Regions from separate parts of the Mus musculus genome. Here region 1 is linked to region 2. A link is a loop called in an ENCODE intact Hi-C map of the cell type or tissue named here. Cell type or tissue: heart. All regions are shown on one strand.

Region 1 (8,000 bases), 190 kb before region 2:
ACACACACAGCAAGTGCACACACAAGCACATGCACGCACACACACACACACACACACAGATAAATGCAACAAAAAAATTTTAAAACCTCTGGAAGCCTATAAATTCTGGTCCTTGTAATCTTGACTTAAAGATAAAATAAAATGCCGCCAGGCCTGGTGGCACCCCCTGTAATGCTAACACTCAAAAAGGCAGAGGCAAGAGATAATTGGTAGTTCCTCGGCCAGCTTAGGCTCCATAGCAAATTCAAAGCCACATAGGGTCTACATAGGGAGACTGCTTCCAAAAAAGAGGAGGAGTAGGAGGAAGAGGAAGAACAAGAAAAAAAAAAAGGACTACCTACAAATATGTTTGAGGACCTGGGTTCCACTCCCAGCATTACCCACTGAAGGCTGATATACCTCTGTGTTAGAACACTTACCTAGAATGTTTACAGCCCTGTTCAATCCTGGCACTTGCACCAAAAAAAGTGAGAGAAAAAAGAGGGAGAGGAAACATTTATTCAAACTCCCCCCCTTAAGAAGTTAGCTGTGGGTGCTGGCGAGGTGGCTCAGCGGGTAAGAGTACTGACTGATCTTCCGAAGGTCCTGAGTTCAAATCCCAGCAATCACATGTTGGCTCACAACCACCCATAATGAGATCTGACGCCCTCTTCTGGTGTGTCTGAAGTCAGCTACAGTGTACTTATGTATAATAATAAATAAATTTTTGGGCCGGAGCAAGCGAGGCCGAGTAGGGGCTGACCAGAGCAAGGGGGATTGACAGGAGGAAGTAGAGGTCCTAAAATTCAATTCCCAACAACCACATGAAGACTCACAACCATCTGTACAGCTACAGTGTACTCATATATAAAATAAATAAATAAATCTTTAAAAAAAAAAAAGTCAGCTGTGCCCACTGAGTCCTTCCAAAGATCTCCCTCCCTCATCTCCTATAATGGACTCACTGTGGCTAGCAAGTGGCTCAAGAGACTCAAGCCAATCAGTCGCCTCACCTGTTCTGTCTCTTTCCACAGTTTTTTCTTAGCACTCATGAAAACCAGGAGAAAGTAGGACACAGAACAGCTGGTTTACTTAAGCTCTACATATGTAGCAAATAGGAAGTACAGGTTACAAACGCCACTCATGGCCCCGAAACTAAAGTCAGAGAAACAGGACAACAAAGTTCATCCCAAAGCTTATAAAGGCTTTTTTTTTACTCCCACCCCACTGGTGTTAAAAATCATGGGGGGGGGGGTTAAGGTTATGGAGAAACTTCTCAATATACATTTACAACACAGGCAGAATCCCCACCCCCAAGACCTCGGCCAGGTCTTTGTTATTTAACTTGAAAACTGAAGGCCTAAGGGGAGCAAGTGCTTTAACTAAAGGAAAAGCCTTTTAGCTCCCTTAATTAGTTCCCACCCATTTGCTATTCACCTTTGAAATCTACTTCCAGTCCCTATATTCACTCTTCAAAGATGTTTCTGGTAGAAGACTAAATAAAAATACAAAGTAATTGTTAATGTTCTTCTTAGTGACACATACATCTAAGTGTTTTTACACCTAGCAGGCCTCAGGTTTACTAAGAAAGCAAATGTTCCTGTATCTTTTACTTCTGAAAAATCACAGAGGGGCTGGCGAGATGGCTCACTGAGGGAAGGTGCTTGCAAACAAGTGTGGCGACTGGGGTTTGATCCCCAGGATCCACATAGGGACGTTAAGAACCGACTCCACAATGTCCTCCGACTTCAACACACTGCCTGGTGTCTCATCATACATTTTTGCAATTCTGCAGGCTGTCACCCCTCCACCGACGGACCAGAAAATGATGACCAGCATACTTGCCACAGAAGGGTAGATCTAGGTTCTTTTATATCCACTCAACTCTGAGCTAGAGAAAGAAATGCCTGACGGGAAACAAATTCAACCCATGGGACTCGTGGTTGTTTCCCAGAGCCTGTGTTTCTTGGTACCCCATGCCTCTGAGAATTAAGAGGAAGGTGATAGGGCGGCCTGATGAGGAAGGGGTAAGTATTTCCTGACGCGTTTTTTTCTCAAGACTTCCCCATACTATTCACCCTGACGCTAAAGAATGTAAGAGGGAAAACCCGAGCAAAGGGAACAAAAGAAGAAATGGCTTGGCTTGGCTCCTCCCGGTTCAGAGATCTGAGCACGTGGGTCGCCAGCCTGCAGTGTCCCAGCGCCGGAGATCGGGGAACCTGCGCAGCTCCTACCTTCAGGGCTGGACCATGGCCGCCCTCCGCCGGTCGCACCTTCCGCTGGCTCGCCGCCTCCCGCGGCCTTTCCGCTCGCCCGCGCCGCTGCAAGGCCCCGCCGCCCTCTGTGGCACAAAGCAGAGCGGCAGTGAGCCTTCCTCCGGGCGGGGCTTCCGGGACGCCACGCGCCCTGGGTCACTCTCGCCAGTGGACTCCGACCCTTAAGCAGCCGGGCCAGCAAGACTCCAGGACCCCCAGAACTCAGAAAAGCTCTGCATGGCGGCTAAAAACACCAGCCTCGTAGCCACCTAACATTAACACTGCGTGGTCTGGTTTTTGATCGCTGCGCCGGGTGAATGCAACACCCAGGGCTTCCTGGAATCTGAAACCGCGGGCAAAACGAAGGTCCACAAAGACGCTATCCATCCGCTCTGGATGACATCAGAGGAGGATGGTCCTATTTCACAAAGTAATGAACTCGGAAAAGTCTGGAACTATTGAAAATGTAGCCCACAGCTAAATGAATGAATATGTGTGTGTGTGTGTGTGTGTGTGTGTGTGTGTGTGTGTGTGTAGTGTCAGTATGTCATATATACTGACACCAGCACTTAAAAGCATAGTTATTCAGTACTAGTACCAACAGTGAGATATATTTACAAAGTGCTATAGCATTATATATATATAAACATTTAGTCTTCACAATGTACTTTTAGATGTATTACCAAATTACCATGTCCATTTCATAGGTAAAGGAAACCGAGCTACATATTGTCAACCAACTTGGGCAAGTTCGAGCTGCCGGTCAACATTGGAGGCGAGACTCAATCCAGGCAGGATTGTCTCTGCTCTGTACTAGTCTGCACCGCCTCCTTCAGTTAGGGAAAGGCTGTGCTGTAGTCCCAGCTGCCCTGTTTAACTGCCTGGGTCAAGAAGGGCAAGCCACTAGGAAACATGCGATTGCCAATTCCAAGGAATTTCATGGGGCTTAGGAAGTGGAAACATTTGTAAAGGCATGAAACTCCTTAATGTTATCACGGATTTATATACTTACTCGTCACAGTGTTATATATACCTCAAGATCACTGCTCTACAAAGAATACCCACTTTCTCTGGTTGCCAGGCATCAGCAGACAAGGGCCAGACCCAAGTCCTCATATCCTGAAGCTTGTGACCCGGGCTGTCTTCTGCTTACCCTAGCTTGTTCCCAGCCTGCTCAGTCGCACATTAAACGATCCCCTCCCGGACATTTCCAAAGCACCACCCCGGAGCGATGCTCCCAGGCCCGCCAGCGACCGTCCCGGGCATCCCAGGTCCCCAGCGGTCAGCTCCACGCTGACACAGAGCTTACATGAACAAGGAAGGTGAAACCACCAGCTCTTCTCGCCCCGCGGTGTCGGCGTCCCGCACCTCCCGCGTGGACGCGAGGCCTGACGGAAGCAAACTGAGGATAAAGAGCTGCGGGTTCCTAGTGGCTCCGGGAAGCCACGCCCTGCTCTTAGTAGGCGGGCGAACTGCCCGTGTCAGAATGACAAAGCAAAAATCCAGTCCCCGCGCAGCCCCGGCAACCTGTCCCGGTTGTCCCCGCAAAGTGAGAGCTCCTAATTGGACCGTACAACATCCTCGCTGCTCGGAACCGCCCCCCGACCCAAAGGCCGCGGCTGCTATTCAAAGAATGTTGGGAACCAGAATCGAGTAAGAGTGTGGAGTGAGTAACCCGGGCTCAGCCCTAAGGCGCTGCTATCTACACAAGCTTGCGTTAGTCACATGAGGAATTTTAAAAATATTGACGCCCGGCACCCATACAGACGATCTGATGCCCCTGGCACTGGCTGTGACCCTGCCAAATAGTTGTTTTCTTAAAAAAAAAAAAAAAAAAAATCCAAAAGTTAATCTAATTGACTGCAAAGGCGGCAGTGACCTAAGGTAATGGATTAGTCAAGTCTGGTGATTCTCTTAAGGAAGTTCCCTGGTTTTTTAAAGCTATGCCTACTTCATCCTGAGTTACCCTGAGAAGAAATGACTAGTTCCCCTTACAATACTTCCTCCTCGTCCCAATCGGGCTTGGGGGTTCACCTTAAGGAAAACACTTGGCACACCACCACCAGCATCGACCAAAGAAGGCCTTGTCCTTTCATGCCTCCTGCCTCTAGGCTACTAAGAATGCTTGGTGAATGAATGAATGAATTGTCTGACCCACTATGGAAAAAAAAAAAAAAAAAAAACTAGGTGAGAAGGTTGCCAGCCTGAAGCCACGCCTTCTGAGAACTGGCCTCCCCACTTTCCTTCTAGGCTCTTCCAAGGTGACAGTAAGAAACTTGCATAAACGGACACACAGGCTGCCAGGCTGACCAGATACTTAGCCCACACTGCCCGCTGCTCATTTCTTGTGTGTGTACAAGCAGTGCTTGAACCGGAGCAGCCCCTGATACGCAAGTGTCAGGACTGGCTACAAAGTGTCTAGCTCCAAAGTGTTCAGGGCAAACGTAGTTAAGGACCAAGGGATGGCAAATCTGATTACCCCTGGCTCCCCAGCCAAGCTCTGTTTGCCGTATTTCAGGCACTGCACATTGGGACAGTCTGTAAAGGAAGGTCATGAACACCCCCTTCTTAAAAATACAGACAGTGCAACTTGTTTCAAGAGTACGACAGGGTAGAGAGAGGCTCTTCTATCACTAAGTTACAATAATGTACTAATGCTGTGATTATAGGATTCTAATAGCTTGACCCTGAAAGTGTCTTACATGGACTGGTCAGAGAGGGATCACAGTTGAGATGTTACTTTTTCTTTTTTTAAAGATTTATTTATTTTATGTATTTGAGTACACTGTCACTGTCTTCAGACATTACAGATGGTTGTGAGCCAACATGTGGTTACTGGGAATTGAACTCAGGACCTCTGGGAGAGCAGTCAGTGCTCTTAACCACTGAGCCACCTCTCCAGCCCCAGTTGAGATTTTTTTTTCTAACAGCTTATTAGAAAAGACTACATATGCCACTGCAACTCCCCACTGCTCTTAAGATAAGCAGACTATAGCACAAGTGGCTAAAACAGCTTCCCTGTTGTGAGGAGATGCAGAGAGCTCTACCCTGGTCCAGTTTAAAAGCAGTTCCTCCTTACCTTTCCCCATAGCTCAAGGACTGCTCATTGTCTACTCAAACACCTTAAACGGCTTTGACTGTGCACGTTCTTATCTTTCTTCCTTGAAAACCAATGTCTAGTCTGTCAATATTCATTTGAAAAGTCACCTCCTCTGGGTGGGGTTCCCACGGAGGATTAACTGTCCCTTGCTCTCTGTGGTCCCCAAGTACCTACTAATAAATAACTGCACATCTTCTAAATCTATCCAAACGTTTGTAAAGCAACCCCGTGTTTGATTTCTTGTCTCTCCAGAATGCGGTATCATAGCCCAGAAAACAATGCGAAATCCTTCTGTTTCTGAACTGTCATCTCAGCTGAGATAGATGATCGGGGGCCCTACTGCATCAACAGCAGTATAAAACACCCCACCTAGAGAGAGCGCACTCAGGTACAATAATCACTGCTCACACCTTCATCTCTCTAGGGCCCCTTGAGATCAAGGCTACGTTTCTCAATGGTCCAGACAAGGTAAGACCCACCCTTGTTTGGAGAGGTTTGTTTGTTTTGTTTTGTCAAAACAGGGTTTCTCGGGCTGGTGAGATGGCTCAGTGGGTAAGAGCACCCGACTGCTCTTCCGAAGGTCTGGAGTTCAAATCCCAGCAACCACATGGTGGCTCACAACCATCCGTAACGAGATCTGACGCCCAAATAAATAAATAAATAAATAAATAAATCAAACAAACAAAAAAAAAAAAAAAAAAAAACAGGGTTTCTCTGTGTAGCCCTGGCTGTCCTGGAACTTGCTCTGTAAACCAGGCTAGCCTCAAACTCAGAGATCCCCTTGTCTCTTGCCTCCCAAGTGCTGGGACTAATAAAGATGTGTGCTGCTGCTCCCTGCCCCCACCCCCTGGCTAAAACCCACTATTGTTAGTGCTAGCTGTCCACATAGTCTGCACCCTACTTAGGCAGCAAACCATTGTTGGAGAAACACAATTGCTGGCCCTGCCCAGCAATTCTTTCTTCCTGTCATATTTCCCCAGCTGCCACGATGCCTCTTTTATTTTTTCCTTCTTTTCTCGAATTTCTAACATCACTACCGCATCTTGCCCTCCCTCTGCTCATGACCTAGTTTCTGACTTAAGAAACCAGAATCGGCCAGACGGGACTCCCCAGCATTCAACACCCCCACCCCCACAAACACCCCCACCCCCGTGGTCAGCAAACCACTGAAGTCTTTACTATGGCTCCCAGTAGAAGAAAAGCAAGGTTCTCACAGCTCTTGCTTTCTCCATACAACACCTTCGCCTGCAAAGACAGCCCTTGGTCACCATCCATTTCTTGATCTGTACCTGATCATTATTTCTGTCATGCAGACACATTGTGTGCCTCTCATTTCAGAGGAGCTGTTCACTGCATCCTTTCACAGAGCAATGGCAGTGGGATGGGTGCTGGGAGAGCTCCCTGTACTCAAGAACAAGAAAAGGGAGCAGGGAGGTAGGGACTATCTAAGGATGTACCTGTGGGGGAGGAGGCTAAAGGGAAAAGGCAGCACGAGAGGGCCAGAGGGCACAAGACACAAAGAAGCACCAAGATGTGAGCTTGCTGCACTCACCCAGCCAGGCAGCCAGAGAGTCAGGGAGAAATGGTAGAAAGGACAAAGGACGCAAGGGCCAGGAGGAAGTCTGAAGGCAGAAGCCATAAAGGCTCAGACTAATGAGGCAGCAGCTACAGCTGAGGGTAAGCACAGGATGTCAGACGGTCCGGTCGGAATGAGAGATGCCAGAGGAACATAAGAACCTACCATCCAGATCCAGGCCGTGGCAACTGGGTAAGTCAGTGGTGGCACTCTTTGGAACAGGGACAGTCAGAGAAGGAAACAATCCAGAGTCTAACTTGAGAGCTCTATTTTCAACTTTCTTTCTAAATGGAGATTTTCAATAGGCAACTGGATATATAGATCTGGAGGTCAGAGCTAAAAGTAAAAATCAGAGAGAAATTAGGGGAGTCCAATATAAAGGACAGAGTGTCCATACACTATATGCAACAGCTGGGCGTGGTGGCACAGGCCTTCGGTCCCAGCACTCAGGGGCTGTAAACAGATAGATCTCTATGAGTTTGAGGCTAGACTGGTTCACAAAGTGAGTCTGAAGGCAGCCAAGAGTCTCAAAAATAAACAAACAATAGGATAAAAAAGCAAACCCAGCAGTGGGGTGTGAGTGTAAAGGAGCCATGAGATTAAAAGGGCATCAGTTAACAGTTAGGGCTCTTGCTTGTAGCAATGCTTGAGAAGTGAGGCCAAGATCACGAGTTCAAGGTTATCCTCAGGCTGGGAGTTTGAGGTCAGCCAAGACTACAGGAGACCCTGTCTCGAACTCAAAGAACTGGCTCAGTGGTTCAGAAGGTCCTGTGGGCTGGAGATTCAAGTGGCACTCTGCAGGGGGGTGCTTTCTCTCCAGTGGGCCTCTGGCGCATGCTCGAGTTACTGAGAGGGAATCTTCACTCTGGGTCTACTGATTTCAATGTTAATTACACTTCTAAGATACCTTCCCCAGCAACATCTAGTGTTTAACTAAATGAGTGGGTGACCATAGCTGTGTCAAGTTGACACACAAAGTTAATTCTCACACTCTGGTACCACATGAGGTCACCCAGGGAGTTAGTGTATTTAGGGAGAAGAAGGTGGCCCAGAGACAGCCCTGAACACCAAATTACAGAGAGAAAAAGGA
Region 2 (8,000 bases):
CTTACTGATCCAGTCTATTAGAACAAAAATGGCTCCCAACAGCTCAACATAAAAACTCCTCTTCAGAGGGCTGGGGAAAGGCTCAGTGGTGAAGAGAGTGGTTGCTCTTGCAGAAGACAGACTGGTTCCCAGCACCTAGGGCAAGCTCACAGCAAGCGGCTCACAGCGTTCTCACACTTCCAATAAGCTTACATCAGCAGACCACCTATAGCTCCCTCTGCAAGGGAGCTGATGGCTTCCTGGCATCTCCCGGCACCTGCATCCCTGTGTGCACACACTCACACAGACAGACAGACAGACACACATGTAGACATGCAGACACAGATACACACACAAGCAGACACTCAGGCAGACACACACACACACACACACACACACGACCTTTAGCTGACCCTATGGCCTCATCCTGTGTGAATTCAGTGAGAGAGTACCCTTACTAACCCAATTTACACACGAAAATCAACCCTACAAAAATGAAAAACTGTTAGCATGTTGTTTACCTTTTAAATTAATTTTCATATTAGTCCAAGAGATACCTTCTAATTATGGAAACTATAGAAAAATATTACCTATAGATGTTCTGCCACCAGCAAAGTAGTTAATATTTTAGTGTGTTGGATGTTTTCGTCACAGCTTTTCTTTAACTTTTTAAAACTAATAATAAAATAATTAAAATTAATAATATTTTCCTTAATTTTTAAATTAAATTTAATTTTTTGAAAGAATATTTTACACATTCCAGGCTGGCCTTGGACTTGCTATTTCTCTGATCATGGCCCTGAACTCTTGATCCTTCTGCCTCCATCTCTCAAGCACTAATTAGGCTTATAAGTTTGTGCCACAAAAGTCTGGTTCACATTTCTGTTTTTAAAGCCAAATGCCTGGCTAGAGAGGCGGCTCAGTGGTTAAGAACACTGGCTGCTTTTCCAGAGGACCTCGGCTCAATTCCCAGCAACCAGAAGGCAGCTCACAATTGTCTGTAAATTCAGTTCCAGGGGATCCAACATCCTCACATAGACATACATGTGGGCAAAACACCATTGCACATAAAATAAAAATAAGTAAATCATTAAAGCCAATACCTAGGACCTAGAAACACTAGTGAGTAAAATTGTCTCTGTTCTTACAAAGGCAGTGTTTTATCTGGTTACACATTAAATTATACATACATCATTTAAAATAATTTAAAACATGTGTGTCTGGAGGGAGCTGGAGAGATGGCTCAGTGGTTAAGAGCACTCACTGCTCTTCCAGAGGTCCTGAGTTAAACTCCCAGCAACCACATGGTGGCTCACAACCATCTATAATGGGATCTGATGCCCTCTTCTGGTGTGTCTGAAGAGAGGAACAGTGTGCTCACATACATAAAGTAAATGAATCTTTTTTTTAAAAAAGTGTCTGGGGCTGGAGAGATGGCTCAGTGGTTAAGAGCACTGACTGCTCTTCCAGAAGTCCTGAGTTCAGTTCCCAGCAACCACATGGTGGCTCACAACCATCTGTAAAGTGATATCAGATGCCCTCTTCTGTTATGTCTGAATGCAGCTACAATGTATTTATATACATAAAATAAATAATTCTTTAAAAAAAAATACAGAGTTGACAAGGAGAGATTCCTATATATGCTAAATGGAGAAACAAGTTACTGAAAAGTACGATTGAATTTTGGTTTTAAAATCCTGTATACCTGGGGGCTAGAGAGAAGGCTCAGTGGGTAAGAGTGCTCGCTCCGTGTCTTAGTTACCGTTCTATTGCTGTAAGGAGACATCATAAGCAGAGTACCTTTGGAGAAGAATCATTCAACTGAGGGTTTGTTTACCGTTTCAGAGGCTTAGTTCATGATCATCATGGTGGGCTCACACGGCAGGCAGCTTGGTACTGGAGCTGGAGCCGAGTGCTTACATTTTAGTCTCCTAATGGAGGCAGAGAGAGACTGTGCCTGGTGGAGCTGTGGTGCGCATGGGCGTTCCAATCCTCAAAACCTAGCCCCAGCGACACGCCTCCTCCAGTAAGGCTACACCATCTAATCCTTCCTAAACAGCTTGCCAACTGGAAACCAAACACTCAAATATACAAGCCTATGGGGCCATTCTCGTTCAAGACACCACACTCTGCAAGCACGAGAACCCAAGTTCGCCTCCCCAGCAGCCGTACAAAAAGCCAAATGTGGCTATGGGTACCTGTAACCCAAGTGTTGAAGGGGCAGAGACAGGTGGCGCTCAAGAGCTCTCTGCCCAACAAGTCTCGCCAAAATGGCAAGCCTTCAGTTCAGTGAGAGACCCTGCCCCAAAACAGTAACTTGGAGAGATGTAGAGGAAAACACTGGACACTCCGCTCTGGCCTGTGCATGCATGTAGGAATACATAAACTCTCATGTTCACACACACAAAATAGTTAAGCAAAAATAGTTAAGCTTTCCTAGATCCTTTTCTGTTTTGGCTGGAAGTTTCCCACAAAAATCTTTATTTGTTTTTATTATTTAAATATCATTCATTTAGCCAGACATAGAGGTGCGAACTTTTAATCCTAGCACTCAGGAGTCAGAGACTGACAGATTTCTGTTCCAAGCTTTACCCATGCCTTTCCACTCTCTTATCTCCCTGTCTCTACAAACATCCAGGAGGGCTCTGGACTCTAGGGCCACTCCATGCCGCAGCTCAGCTCTTCACAGGAGATTTTCACCACGTACTTCCAGGGAGCCAGGCTCAGCGGAGTGACTCAACAAGCTCACAGTCTGATGGAAAACCAGGCACAAAAATAGGCTCTGCAGTTGCAGAAACAGGGATAACTGACGAAGGCATCTATTCTGGTGCCAGTCCTTAGGACAGAAGCAGTGGATAGAGACAAGTACTCTGCCGCCTTTGCCCTCGTGGTGCTCCCCAATAGGAATGGACAAATGAACAGTGTAGCTAACGAACCCAGCCACAGCAGGCACCCAGAACCCTGTACGTGTTGGGAAGTTGTCGCAAACTTCCTGCGCGGTGGATGTCAGTACGCAGCTGGGATGGATGGATACGTGAGAGTTAACCACGAAGAGCAGAGAGTGATTCCAGACAGCAGGAGCAGCATGTGTAAAGGCAGATAAGAGAGCGTGCGCCACCTGGTGTTGAGGAAATCACGAGGAGTTTGGTATTGCTGAATACCACCACTCACTGTGGGTGATCCGCACAGCCAAGCCTGTATGTCAGTTAGATCAACTCACGTGGCCGCATGGTGACAGCTTGCCTCTAGAGGAACAATCCGTAAACAAGTTGGGTTTTGTTTTGCTTTTTAAAAGGGCGTGCAGTGAACTCACAACTTGAAAAGTGGGAGCAAGACGATCAGAAACTCAAGGCTGGCCTGGGCTGCATGAGATGCTGTGCCCAAAACACTATTTTCTTTATAAAAAAATAATTCGTGGTCACTTAGTGAATTTGAAAAAAAAAAAAAGAAACGCAAACAAAATTAAAATCACTTATACTTTCCTTCCTTCCTTTCTTTCTTTCTTTTTTTCTTTCTTCTTCTTTTTTAAAGGTTTATTTATATGAGTACACTGTCTCTGTCTTCGGACATACCAGAAGAGGGCATCAGACTCCATTACAGATGGTAGTGAGCCACCATGTGGTTGCTGGGAACTGAACTCAGAACCTCTGGGAGAGCAGTCAGTGTTCCTAACCGCTGAGCCATCTCTCTAGCCTTTATATTTTCACAAATAGACACAGATAAACTTGTGGCTATGTATGTGTCATATTGGACTCAAATACCAGAAAGCATGTATGTATGTTTGTATGTATGTATGTATGTATGTATTCTGCAGGGCCTCACTATGCAGCCCTGGCTGGCCTGGAACTCATTTATTCAGCCCAAGCTGGCCTCAAACTCCAGAGGTCTACTTACTTCTGCCTCCACATGTACCCAGCACACCCAGCTAAGAATTTTATATTATTCCCCTTCAAAGTATATTATGAGATTCTCTCAAGTAAGGAACTAGATCATGAAAAACAATTTCTAGTAGGAGAAACAGAAGTAGATAGAAAAAAAAACCCAAAAAGAAATAGAGAGGCCATTTACAAAATATACCTAGTAATGTGTTTCAGTAAGTGTTTATTGAACATAAACATATCAGCTATAGCTACCTTGGACTTAAGTGAGAGAAGTATTATAAAACTGTCTGCAAAAAGAGGTCAAACATAATAAAAATCAGGTATCCATAGCCTGGTTACTATTCTTCACAATGTAGGTTGCATTCTGGTGCTGAAATATCACTTGGTAGTGACAGTGGTTTTGTCTGTTCTGATGCTAAAGGATGGTCAGTTATTTGATGTAAGCACTGGTCACGCCCTTTCGTTAGTTCCTTCTCTTGCTGTTAACATTTGGGCAACTTGACTAAGGAATGGAGAGCAACAGAAAAACCATAGCAGTACAGCAGACAAGTTCTGACTTGGGGAGTTAAGAGCTGCTGGGCCTGTGAGGCTCTGCCCTTTCTTGTGTGTTTGCCCTGTATGTGTGTGATGCTGTGGACTGGCTTCTGAACAAGAGTCCTGAAATAATAGGGACGCAGACGTTCACCCTGTCTTCCCATAAGAACCTGATCCGAGGATCCCACAGCCCTTCAGATCAATATCACGCGCACACTACGGTTCTGATGTTCTTGGTATCATCACTCTAAGAAGGCTCTCTGCCTCTTAGTATCTCGTCAGCATTCCAGCGGAAGGAGGCAGGCATTTAGCATTAGTCTGACCTGCAGATTCTGTAGGTGCACGAATAACTTAGAAGAACATCCCATTTGTCCAACTTGATCACATTTTGCAGCAAGGGAATCTTGGGGAAAGAAGTTTTAGTGGTTGGCATAAGGAAGGAGGAGAGACTGCATGTGAGGGCAACAGTCTTCCCCTGCACTGTGGACTAGGAGTTAGAAACTGCTCTCCCGGGAAGTTCCTTGTGCTCTGAGTCATCGATTTCAATCATTCCAGACGTTGATTCCGAGTCCCCCGAGGACATGGAAGAAGAGATTCCAGTGGTGATCTGTGCAGCAGCAGGGAGAATGGGTGCAGCCATGGCAGCCATCAACAGCATTTACAGCAACACCGATGCTAACCTTGTGTTCTACGTAGTGGGGCTACGGAGCACTCTGCCTCGAATACGGTAGTTTCTATAATATGTTTTTTGAAGGTTCTATTTTCTTCTAATCTTTTTTTCTTTAGATAGCCATCCCTCTTCCTCTTCCTCCTCTTCCTTTTCTCTTCTTCCTTCCTCCTCTTCTTTTTGTTCTTGTTCCTCCTCCTCCTCTTCTTCCTCTATTTTCTTTCTTTTAAAAATTATTTTATGAATACACTGTAGCTGCTTTCTAACACACCAGATGAGAGAGCATTAGATCCTATTATAGATTGATATGAACCACTATGTGTTTGCTGGGAATTGAACTCAGAACCCCTGGAAGAGCAGTCAGTGCTCTTAACCACTGAGCCATCTTTCTAGCACCCCCTCTATTTTCTTAATGGATTGTTATTATTTCTTAAGCATCCTCACTAACTGTATTTTGGGGAGAGGTGCTAGAGACTTAATCCACGCTTCCACAGAGATTAAGCACATGCTCTCCCATTGAACCAAGCGTGACCTGTGATATTTGAACTACAAACTTACAGTAATTAAAATCTGTAGATCATATTATAATTTGGAGCTGGTTTTTTCTATAACATGTCATACTAAAAAATGAATAGGAGTTAGAGTAAAAGGAAAACAACTGAAAAATCAAAATTTAAATGTGTTTTAGAAATACAGGATAGCTGTGTGATCTTGGTCTGGACAGTACCTCCCTGAGCCCAGGAATTAGGAGGGGAAAAAAAAAGCTGATGGACTTGCCAGTGTAACACAAGAACTTCTGGATAATGAAGAACAGCGAATGGAATTAGCTCTAAAATAGATTAGTAAGAAGAATGGCTTATAATGAAGAACTGTTGCAAACATTTTAAAAAAACGTAAGCCTCGTAGGAAAATGAATATAAAATATGAATGGACACTAAGGCCCAGGATTCCATCCACAGCTCTGTAAAAATAGCACCACCAAGAGCCAGCACCTGTACTCCTGAACAAGCTGGGGAAGAAAGGTTGCAAATTAGAGAGCAGACTAGGCTTCGTGGTGAGACCTTATCCCAAATAAACAAACTAGTCAAATAACCAACCAACTAACTGGCCAACTAACTAACCAGCCAACTAACTAACCAGCTGTCATGGTTTGTATATTCTTGGACCAGGGAGTGGCCTCATTTGTAGGTGTGGCCTTGTTGGAATAGGTGTGACCTGGTTGGAGTACGTGTGTTACTGTGGGTGTGGGCATAAGATCCTCACCCTAGTTGCCTGGAAGTCAGTCTTCCACTAGCAGCCTTTGGGTGGAGATGTAGAACTCTCAGCTCTGCCTGTGCCATGCCTGCCTGGATGCTGCCATGCACCTTGATGATAATGGACTGAACCTCTGAACCTGTAAGCCAGCCCCAGTTAAATGTTTTTTATAAGACTTGCCTTGGTCATGGTGTCTGTTCACAACAGTAAAACCCTAACTAAGACACCAGCCAAGTAATCAACCAGCCAACTAATCAATCGACCCAGTCAAAAGAGAATAGATCACACAATTCATAGCAATACAGTCAACAAAGTGGGTGTCTTTAGTTCTAGCTGGTTTCTCCTCCCCCAGTGTTTAAATATTTTGAAACCTGTTCTCATTGAGCCAAAATATAAAAGCAGAAGGTATGAACCCACAGTCCATCTCTGTAGATAGCCACAAGCAAACATACTTCTGTGGCAACTACCACATTCCCCCAAGCAATAGTAAGAGCTCTGCCACCAAGCTACCTACCCCTAGCCCTTTCCTGCCAATTTGCAATCAGCTGCAAATGTTGCCATCTGTGGCTTGAGTGGCCCGCCAACTTTGGAGACGATTTCTACCAGGAATGTCATAATGAATCAGATGAAAGATAGACACCCTGTGAGACTGAGTGCTGAAGGGGAGAGGGTGGTGGAGGAAGAAAGACAGGCTGAAGGGGGGAGGAGGAGGGGTGAGAGACAGAGGGGGAGGGAACGGAAGACTGTCAGAGGCTGGGCACACAAACACACACACACACACCCGCCACAGTGTCTCAGCAGTAGCATGTGGCAGTTGGTCTGGTGAGTGCAGCTGCTACTTGCCGAGAAAGGACCCCATCTTGTTGTTCTAGTTTCCTGTGGATTTTTGGATGTAGGACTCAACTCAGTTATTACTACCTTGTTCATTTCCTTTGCAGAATGAGTTATGAGATTGAGGGTGGGGAGGAGGAGATATTGGAAGTGAGGCCAGATGGCGAAGCAATCAGAAGGCTTTATAACGTGGAAACGATGCCTACATATACTTAACTGTAACTTTCCCGGAGCAGACGAGCCCCGGGAAGGATATGCAGATTAAATTCAGGAAAGATTCGAAACGTGTACCTGAAGTTTTCTGTTATCTCTTTAGAAAATGGATCGAACATTCTAAACTGAGAGAAATAAACTTCAAAATTGTGGAGTTCAATCCTACAGTCCTCAAGGGGAAGATTAGACCAGACTCATCGAGGCCTGAGCTGCTCCAGCCCGTGAGTATACAAGTCATGCACACAGTGGGGACAGTAGGGACAGTCCTGCATCCACATTCCCTGTAGAGCTCTAGCCATCTGATGTGCACATAGGATATTTCAGTCCCAAGTGTGCTAGATCTCCATGAAGCTCTGCTTATTTTTAACTCAGCAGCCACCTGCTCCAGGAAAGCTAGGGTTTATATAAGCATAATGAAGCTACTGAAAAGAATCGAGGCATAAAAATGGAGACTACGTATGTGTGCGTGAAGGAGGGCTACAGTTGGGAGCTGGAGGTAGGCGGAGTCGTGAGGTCAGCAAAATCATCCAAAACACCTCTGCTCTTGTAACTTCTTTGCTTAATCGTTGGTTAGCTCTGATTCTTCCGGAAGCCAAGGAAAGCCAGCAGCACGACAGCTATGTGCCTTGGTGTTGGCCACA

Evidence for each region. Hi-C counts contacts between places; a loop is a spot of excess contacts. Peaks named below come from ENCODE experiments on the same cell type or tissue, not always from the same donor. Only the 100,000 strongest peaks of a DNase experiment are listed, where the experiment ranks them.
Region 1: a loop joins it to region 2, with 15 times the contacts of the local background. A loop is called at or near these places in 2 of 42 quality-filtered maps.

What each region holds. Positions count from the first base shown.
Region 1 is chr10:82,854,844-82,862,843 of GRCm38, reverse strand. It overlaps Txnrd1 (thioredoxin reductase 1), which reads right to left and starts at 3,638. Exons shown (of 15, transcript NM_001042513.1): 1 at 3,544-3,638; 2 at 2,214-2,320. Gm38560 (predicted gene, 38560) reads left to right here and starts at 3,836. Exons shown (of 4, transcript NR_156010.1): 1 at 3,836-3,887; 2 at 5,587-5,722. In heart, CTCF peaks have their summits at 2,315 and 3,074; DNase peaks (open chromatin) are centred at 2,313, 3,103 and 3,733; H3K4me3 peaks cover 3,540 bases; H3K27ac peaks cover 3,768 bases.
Region 2 is chr10:82,661,746-82,669,745 of GRCm38, reverse strand. Glt8d2 (glycosyltransferase 8 domain containing 2) reads left to right here. Exons shown (of 10, transcript NM_029102.3): 4 at 4,950-5,121; 5 at 7,463-7,580. Among named protein-coding and RNA genes, the nearest start is that of Glt8d2, 25 kb to the left of the region's middle. In heart, a CTCF peak has its summit at 3,102 (motif pointing left); a DNase peak (open chromatin) is centred at 3,105; H3K4me3 peaks cover 698 bases; H3K27ac peaks cover 515 bases.